Linked DNA regions of Homo sapiens: region 1 is linked to region 2. Evidence: read pairs that join two places in POLR2A ChIA-PET (ENCODE). Cell type or tissue: K562. All regions are shown on one strand. Links, peaks and the distances in the headings refer to the core of each region. The heading gives the core; the rest is flanking DNA.

Region 1 (4,387 bases), core at 245-4,244, 550 kb after region 2:
AGGCTCTGGCTGACCCCGGAGACGTCCGTTCTTTCCCTGAACCTTGAGTTCATAGCAACAACCGCCCTACACCTGAAACTTCACCCTGGATCCTAGAAGAACTAACAGTTCAAGGGCATCATGGTCTTTAGAGATCTGCCGGAGAAGGGGGCCTGGAAAAGACGAGGAGGGCAGGCCCAGTCCCAGCCCTGCCACAACCTAGCTGCATGGCCCTGGGTGAGTGACTTCACTGCTGTCTCTGCACCCTTACCTATAAAATAGAGCTTATTAAAACCACCTCTCCCCTAATACCAAAAATACATACACAAACAAAAACCCCAAAGTCATGCTCATTTGTAGGAAAATTGGTAAACAGAACAGTGAGTGACTGTAAACTCAATTACCAAATTTTAAAAGGACGATAATGTAATAATTATGACGAAGAATGCAAAATCTACATTTGAAGTTTAAATGAATTGTAAATTAATGTGAGTATATTGTATAGGATGTATTGTATAGGTTGTTTCAAAACCCAGCAAAGTGCAGGTGTATACAGACCACTGGCAAAGATAATGGCCCTTCCCCCTCTCTCCCACAAGGCCCCAGAACCCAGCTAGTCCCCAGCATGGCATTCCAGGAGTTCCCAAGTCTTATAAGGGCAACAACCTGGAGGGCCCAGCAGCCCTCAGCATGGCCTCCCAGGTCCATGAGCTGTGGCTGGTGTGCTTCGAAGGGGGAAGAGTTGTTATCTTTGCCAGCAGTCCTCATACACCTGCGCTTTGCTGGGCTGTTTAGAAATGCAAGTATCCACTATTTCCTCCACATGCCAGGCCATGGCTCTGTTACCCCTCACCTCACCTGGACAACTGAAGAGACTCCCTGCTGCTGTGCCCTCTGCCCCTCTCCCTGGCTCGCCACCTTCCCTGACTTCATCCCTCACCCTTTTCCCTTCTCTCCCGTCACCTCCGTTCCAAACGCACTGGTCTCTTTTCTGATGGCCGAGCCTGCCAAGCCCCCTTCCTACCACAGGGCCTTTGCACCTGCTGGCCTCTGCCTGTTCTGCTGGTCTGCTGCTTTCCCAGGCCTGGCTCCTTCTCACACAGCCTCCCCACAGGGAGCTCATCCTGTCCACTCTAGTTAAAGCAGTCTCCAGCCTGGGCCCAACCACTCGCTGTTCCATTCTTCTGCTTTCTTCTTTTCAGAGCCCTGTCCTATTCCATCATCACTGTATTGAGCAGTTTGCTCCTCTATCTGTGCTCCCCAACTACACAGGGAGCTCGAGACAGGACCCAGTCTGACTCAGTTGGCACTGAATCTCCAGCACTGGGCTCAGAACAGATCTACTTGTGGGCGATGAGTCTGTTGGGCACTCAGCATGTGCCTAGAACACAGCGATCATGAAATAGCCCTTATTGTGATCGAGAAGAGCTGTGAGGTCTTAGGTAAGAGCACAGGCCTCAGAGTTGATGGCTTCAGGTCATATCCCGGCTCTCTCCACATGTGTGACCTTGCTCAAGTCATGCAAACTCTCTGTGCTTCCTTCTTTCCATCTAAAAAGGGGCTGGCCATCATGGTGCCTACTTGCAGGACGATGATGAGAATGAATGCAGAGCAGGCTGCAAGACCTGAGCCTGGGCCTGCAGCGAGCACTGGGAGAGAACAGTTTCGTTCTTAATATTACCCTTGCTACCCACACTGCCCAGCAGGCCTTGCTGAGAGAGAAATCCAGGGGAAAATGTTGGAAATCCCTAACCCTGGGAGAGATAAGACAACCCAGTGTGGGGAGCCCTCGGCCCTCCCTCTCCTTCTCCCTGCAGGGTAAGCTGCTGGCTTCAGGCTCCCAGGAAGGCCAGCCAGTGCCAGGCGTCCGAGTCCACAGCTGGGCACCCTTGCCAGCCAGCTACTGCTCCCCGAGTCACCAGGCCAGGCTGTGTCCAGAGAGGCGTGGAGACAGCCAGGAGCCAAGGCCATGAAGCCAAAGGTCATTTTAAAAAGCACTTCTGCTGCTGGCCCCAAGTTGGGAGACAAAAGAAAGATGGGAAAGAAAAAAATAAGGTATTGTGAAACTCAAACAGATGTTTGCCAACAAAAACACCAGGAACCAGAAAAAGAGGGAAGAAGTGAGAAAGGAATCAGGGCTAGGCCTGGGGGCGGGGGAGTTGGGGGAAGGATCTAAAAGCAAGGTGGGCTGGAGGGGGTTGGGAGAGGCAGGGGAACTGTGCTTCCATCTGTAGTTAGCACAATCAAATCCAGTCACGCATCGCCACATGGGGCTTTATTATAATCAGGCCACAGAATTTACTGCGGCCTCCTCCCCTTTCCCGGCTCTCGGCGCTGGAGCTGACAGCAAAGACTGTTATCAGTTGCAAGCAGCTTTTCAGGACCTCCCCCCACTCTGAGCCCTTTATCTGGAGGTGAGGGTCTTGGTTGTGGGGAGATAAAACACGCTGTCCCCCTCCCTCGAGACTGGTACAGAGAACAGGAGAGCTTTGCAGAAAGGAAGGGGGTAAAATAAAAAAAAAAAGGTATGTCCACTCCCCTCCTACTCTTCTTCCTTGGGAGCCTGAGAAAATCCAGGGCTTTGTGGGCTGGCTGAGTCCCCCCAGCCCTCGTTGTCCTCGTACAACGGGGGAGTCGGGGATTTGGTGAAGCTTCAGGAACAATGCAAAGAGGGTGGGGGTGGGGGAGGAGCAGGTGAAAAGAACAGCACCCGCCAGGAGGGGCTGTGCATGTGCTGCGTGCAGTGAGGGCAGGAGGAGGCCCTGGAGATCAGCTCTGTGGGAATTCACCGATGACGCGGGACACAGCGGGGCTTGGAATTAGCACAGACACGCACAACTTCCCGGGCCAAAGGAGGCCCAGCGGCCGGGCTCTAAGGCCTTCTTTGTGTGAGTCATGGTCAGGCCCTGGAAAGCAGCCCCTCTGGGAGGTAGGGGCTGTTGGACACATGCTCAAACCTACAATGTAGACCCAGGAAGCAGGGGGACCCGCGGGCAGGGGGTGGGAAAACACTCTGACCGTAAACCACAGCATGCTATCTCCGTGATGCACCCTGTGCTGTGATGCAGACATTTCTGTACTCAGGGCCCACTTCTATTACTACTTGTGACATCTCACTTGTCCCCCAACAGCTCTATTGTCCTCCACAGCTCAAAAGTTCCTGGGGAAGGGGGTCTGTGCATCTGTGTGGTGTCCATCTTGATCACCCAGCTCGGCTGCTGGCTTGGGGCTGGTGCCCATGGTGAGTTAAAGACTATCCACTGTGCCATATTTTTCTAAATTTTAATTTAATTTTTGAGATAGGGTCTTGCTCTGTCACCCAGGCTGAGTGTAGTGGTGCAATCTCGGCTCACTGCAGCCTCCATCTTCCAGGCTCAAGTGATCCTCCAACCTCAGCCTCCTGAGTAGCTGGGACTACAAGGCATGCACCACTACGCCCAGCTAATTTTTGTATTTTTTGTAGAAATAGGGTTTTGCCATGCTGTCCAGGCTTGTCTTGAACTTCTGGACTCGAGTGATCCTCCTGCCTCAGCCTCCCAAGATGCACTGTGATTTATATTGCTCAGTCACCAACAGCAGCGGAAGACTGGTGATGTGCATGTGACATCCCACCACGCCCTCAGAGGGCGGGGCGGATATCATGCCCGTTTTACAGATATGGAAACTGAGCCTCAGAGAGGCAGGTGGCTTGGCCAGTCACAGAATGGCTGCTTACTGGAAATCTCAGGGCCATTTCCCCAGGGGCTCTAGGCCTCACATGATGAGGATGCCAAGGACTTAGAACCATGCCTAGCATGGCATAACTGCTGCTTTTGCTCTTGGGTTCACTCACACACACTTCCTGATCACTATCAGCCACTGGGGCACGTTCATGGGTGCTAGGATACTGCCGTGAGCAAGGTGAATGGGGTCTCGGCATGTGGAGTGGCCATTCCAGGGGCAGAGTCCGACAGAGCAACACCGGGGAAAGGAACCATTCATGACACAATTCCAGGAAGTGATAAGCATTTGAAATAAAATAAAGGGCCATTTGTGAGAGTGGGGACAAATGGGAGCCCCCTCTATTATTTTGATTGATGGTGTTATTGTCACCACTGTGTTCTGAGGCTGGGCTAACAACGAAAACCAAACGTTCAAACCTAACTAAGCTTCTACTGTGTGCCAGAGCCTTGGGACACAAAGACAAATATGACCCGGCCTCATCTTTCGAAGGAACAGAGAGGCAGATTCTCATGCATTCCCTCACTCCCTTGACACCTGTGAACCGAGCTTCCCTATGCCTGGGCCCCCCGGGGTGCTGGGTACCGGGCAGTGAAGGAGACAGCCCCATTCCCTGCCTTCACGGCTCAAAGTCTGGCTGAGATAGGAAACAAATACAAGTAACAAATAAACAGAATAAATAGAAATT
Region 2 (4,387 bases), core at 310-4,309:
CCAAATGTTTGCAGTACCTCCTTCATGGCCAAATGTAAAAACTTGATGGGACCAGGAGCTGGTGAGGAGGTGGGGAAGTGTCCAGCCTTATTCATTGCTAATGGGAGTATGCGTTGGCACAGCTACTTTTAAGAGGAATCCAGCTGGCATCTAATAAAATTCAAAATCTGTCACTCCAGTGATCCAGCAATTCTCTGACTCCAGTCTGTCCCTAGAGAGACATTTCAGCTTCTGCATGGGGAGTGTGTATAAGCAAGTCTGCTATCACAGTGGTTTGGTGACAACCTAATGTCCATTCATTGAAATTTAAGTAAACTCTAAATTGACATTTATACAGGAAATCGTATACACTGTAAGTGTACAACTTGAATTTCTTGCACGTGGAACACACCTGTGTATAGCATCCATCTGGAGAAACAGAACATTCCCAGCCCCTAGAAGCTTCCCTCGTATCCCTTTCCAGGCACACCCCCACCCCAGCATCATCTCTGTCCTGATTTCTGTTTTTTGTTTGTTTGTTTGTTTTGTTTTTAAACAGTCTTGCTCTGTCACCCAGACTAGAGGGCAGTAGTGCAATCTCGGCTCACTGCAACCTCTGCTTCCTAGGTTCAAGCGATTCTTCTGCCTCAGCCTCCTGAGTAGCTGGGATTACAGGCACACACCACCACACCCAGCTAATTTTTGTATTTTCCGTAGAAATGGGGTTTCGCCATGTTGGCCAGGCTGGTCTTGAATACCTGACCTCAAGTGATCCAACCGCCTGTCCTGATTTCTCACAGAATAGGTTAGGTTTGCCTGGTTTTGAATGTCATATGAATGGAATCATGTAGTGTGTGCTCATTTGTTCTGCATGTCTGTGAGATTCATCTGTATTACTGTGTGTAGCTGTAGATCTATCATTCTCATTGCTATATATCCATTAAAATTTTAATAGCTTTTAAAAACATACTGTATAAGTCATACAGGTATGTTATAGAACATTGGAGAATCCACCAAAACACTCTCACAATGAAAATCACTTGAACACTCCACAACCCAAAAGAGAACATTTCTGTGAACATTTGGTTATGTTTTCTCCTAGACTTTAAAAAATGTACCTTGCCTGGGCACAATGGCTTATGCCTGTAAACCCAGCACTTTGGGAGGCCAAGGCAGGTGGAACACTTGAGGTCAGGAGTTCGAGACTGGCCAACATGGTGAAACCCCATCTCTACTAAAAATACAAAAACTAGCTGGGCGTGGTGGCGCACACCTGTAATCCCAGCTACTCGGGAGGCTGAGGCCCCAGAATTGCTTGAACCGCGAAGGCAGAGGTTGCAGTGAGCCAAGATGGTGCCACTGTACTCCAACCTAGGCAACAGAGTCGGCCTCTGTCTCAAAAAAAAAAAAAAATTTCCAAGGGTGGGCTTCATGCATGGAATGGGGTGCTATACCCATCATTGTAGTATTATACAGAATAGTTTCACTGCTCTAAAATGTTTGCTTTCTGAGTTTTTTTAAAATCATAATTAAGATTATACTGTATGAATTATTTGCGACTTCCTTCTTTTGCCCACTAGGCTGCCTTGGAGAGTTGCCAGTACTGCCATGTTTGGTCCACTGTGCGTTTTGTTTTTCAAATTACTTATTTTGAGACAGGGTCTCACTGTGTTGCCCAGGCTGGTCACAAACTTCTAGCCTCAGGTGATCCTCCTGCCTCAGCCTCCCAAAGCACTGGGATTTCAGGTGTGAGCCTCTGCGCTGGGTCCCACTGTGCCTTTTTCCTTTCCTTTTTTTTTTTTTTTTCTTTGAGACAGAGTCTCACTCTGTTGCCCAGGCTGGAGTGCAGTGGCACAATCTCGGCTCACTTCAACCTCCGCCTCCCAGGTTCAAGCAATTCTCCCACTTCAGCCTCCTGAGTAGCTGGGACTACGGGCATGCACCCCCAACCTGGCTAATTTTGTATTTTTAGTAGAGATGGGGTTTCACCATGTTGGTAAGGCTGGTCTCAAACTCCTGGCCTCCTGACCTTGGCCTTCCAAAGTGCTGGGATTACAGGCGTGAGCCACTGTGCCCGGCCTACTGGTCCCTTTGTTTTAAAGTGCAAAGACTTAATGTGGAAGAGATAATTCAGGCCAGACGCGGTGGCTCATGCCTATAATTCTAGCACTTTGGGAGGCCGAGGCTGGTGGATCACTTGAGGTCAGAGTTCGAGACCAGCCTGGCCAATGTGGTAAAACCATGTCTCTACTAAAAATACAAAAATTAGCTAGACATGGTGGTAAATGCCTGTAATTGCAGTTACTCGGGAGGCTGAGACAAGAGAATCACTTGAACCTGGGAGGCAGAGGTTGCAGTGAGCCGAGATCCCCCCACTGCACTCTAGCCTGGGCAACAGAGCAAGACTCTGTCTCAAAAAAAAAAAAAAAAAAAAAAAGACAAAGGATAATTCAGAGAGCTACACCCAGAACTCTGGAGCACTGTAGGGAAGAGGTCTGGGTAGAATCCCTGCTCAGCCATTTAACTGTTTGGCCTCTGCTAAGTTACTTAGCCTTTCTGAGTCTCAGATTGCCTTATCTGCAAAGTGCAGATGATAATTCTCTGCCCCCATGCAGGGCGGGTATAAGGAGTCAATTTACAAGATCACAGGGGTAATGAGCCTCCAGCATAAGCGTGAGGTCACAGTAGCCCTGCTGCAGACAGTGCATAAAACCAGACTAGCACTTGTCAAGGGATGGGTTTCAGGTAGAAGGAGTTCTAGGGCAGGGGTGAGGGTACCTGCCGGGGGTGGGCCTGTAATCCCAGCTACTCGGGAGGCTGAGGCAGGAGAAGCGCTTACAACTGGGAGGTGGAGGTTGCAGTGAGCTGAGATCGCCCCATTGCACTCCAGCCTGGGCAAAAAGAGCGAAACTCTGTCTCAAAAAAAAAAAATGTCCAGTGAACAAAATATTTATCTGTTTGTCTATCTATCTGAGTATATATATTTAACACATACACATATACCCACGCACACACAGAGTTGTCCCTTGGTGTTGGGGAGGGAGTTGACTCCAGGAGCCCCTGTGGAAGCTCAGGTCTCTTCTATAATACGGCTGACTGTTTACCTATAACATATACATATCCTCCCATATCCTATAATCATCTCTAGATTACTTGTAAGACCTAATACAATGCTACATTAATAGTTGTTATACTGTATTTTTAAAATTTGTTTTATCTTTTAGTGTTATTTCTTTTATTTATTTATTTATTTATTTTTTTTAGATGGAGTCTCACTCTGTCGCCCAGGCTGGAGTGCAGTGGCGCGATCTCGGCTCGCTGCAAGCTCTGCCTCCCGGGTTCACGCCATTCTCCTGACCCAGCCTCCCAAGTAGCTGGGACTATAGGCGCACGCCACCACGCCTGGCTCATTTTTTGTATTTTTAGTAGAGACGGGTTTCACCGTGTTAGCCAGGATGGTCTTGGTCTCCTGACCTCGTGATCCGCCTGCCTTGGCCTCCCAAAGTGCAGGGATTACAGGTGTGAGCCACTGCACCCAGCTGTGTTGTTTCTTTTTAATCATGTTTTTTTCCTAGTATTTTTGGTCCCCAGTCGATTGAATCCAAGGATGTGGAACCCACGGACATGGAGGGCCAACTATATAAGTTTTGCTGCTAGCTTTTATTTTTACTTGCACGTATATGCACTTTTATATGCCCAATGACCTCATTTGCTAAATGACAAAAAGGACACAGTGGGGGCTTCCTCGGAGGCCTGCCTGTGCCCCTGTGCCTGTGTCTTGTTAGGTAGGGTGCAGGGGCCTCCACCTGTGCCTGTCTGACCAGCATCCCTGGCTCGCTCTGCCTGCACAGGGGACTACCCGCTGGTTCCCGGCAACAAGCTGGTCTTCTCCTCCTACCCCGGCACCATCTTCTCCTGCGACGACTTCTACATCCTGGGCAGTGGGCTGGTGAGTCCCTTTCTCATGTCTCCTCTGTTCCTGGGGTGTTTGTCACACGGCGGCTCTGAGCTGGCAGGATTGATTCCTGCGGCAAGTGGGGACCAGGCTGCAGCCCAGTGCTGGGTGCCATGTAGGAGCCAGGGGTGCAGTGGAGGATGAGGTGGACGCTGCCCCACCTGCCATTCAGAGCCCAGACTCGCCCTTCCCCTGCTCTGGGGACTTGGACCACCACAAGGGCGTGTTTAAACATAGACCCCCAGGCCCCGCACAGGGCCTCCAAAACCTGCAGATGGCCTGGGACTCTGCATGTAACCCTGGTTGTCAGGAAAGGCTGGACTTGGGGATGTTTGGGACTATCCCTGACCTCAGTGACCTCACTTGTTTTTATGTATTCAGGATAACTGTGCCCCCGCCCCCCCCACATCCCCACCGCTTCCCTCTCCTCCTGCCTCCCTCTTGCTTTCCTCA

The links. Peaks named below come from ENCODE experiments on the same cell type or tissue, not always from the same donor. Only the 100,000 strongest peaks of a DNase experiment are listed, where the experiment ranks them.
Region 1: POLR2A ChIA-PET joins it to region 2 with 5 read pairs; 1 of 35 experiments calls an interaction of 5 or more read pairs at or near these places.

What each region holds. Positions count from the first base shown.
Region 1 is chr12:113,930,696-113,935,082 of GRCh38, forward strand. All of the region lies in intron 16 of RBM19 (RNA binding motif protein 19), which reads right to left. Among named protein-coding and RNA genes, the nearest start is that of RBM19, 33 kb to the right of the region's middle. RefSeq lists enhancers at 655-1,338, 1,339-2,022, 1,626-3,556, 2,272-2,416, a silencer at 2,279-2,457 and a cis regulatory region at 2,335-2,352. In K562, for the core only: a CTCF peak has its summit at 2,695; DNase peaks (open chromatin) are centred at 2,276, 2,746 and 2,966; H3K4me3 peaks cover 480 bases.
Region 2 is chr12:113,376,915-113,381,301 of GRCh38, forward strand. It overlaps PLBD2 (phospholipase B domain containing 2), which reads left to right. Exons shown (of 12, transcript NM_173542.4): 6 at 3,831-3,928. Among named protein-coding and RNA genes, the nearest start is that of PLBD2, 21 kb to the left of the region's middle. RefSeq lists an enhancer at 3,430-3,955. In K562, for the core only: no CTCF peak of the experiment used is centred there; a DNase peak (open chromatin) is centred at 2,587.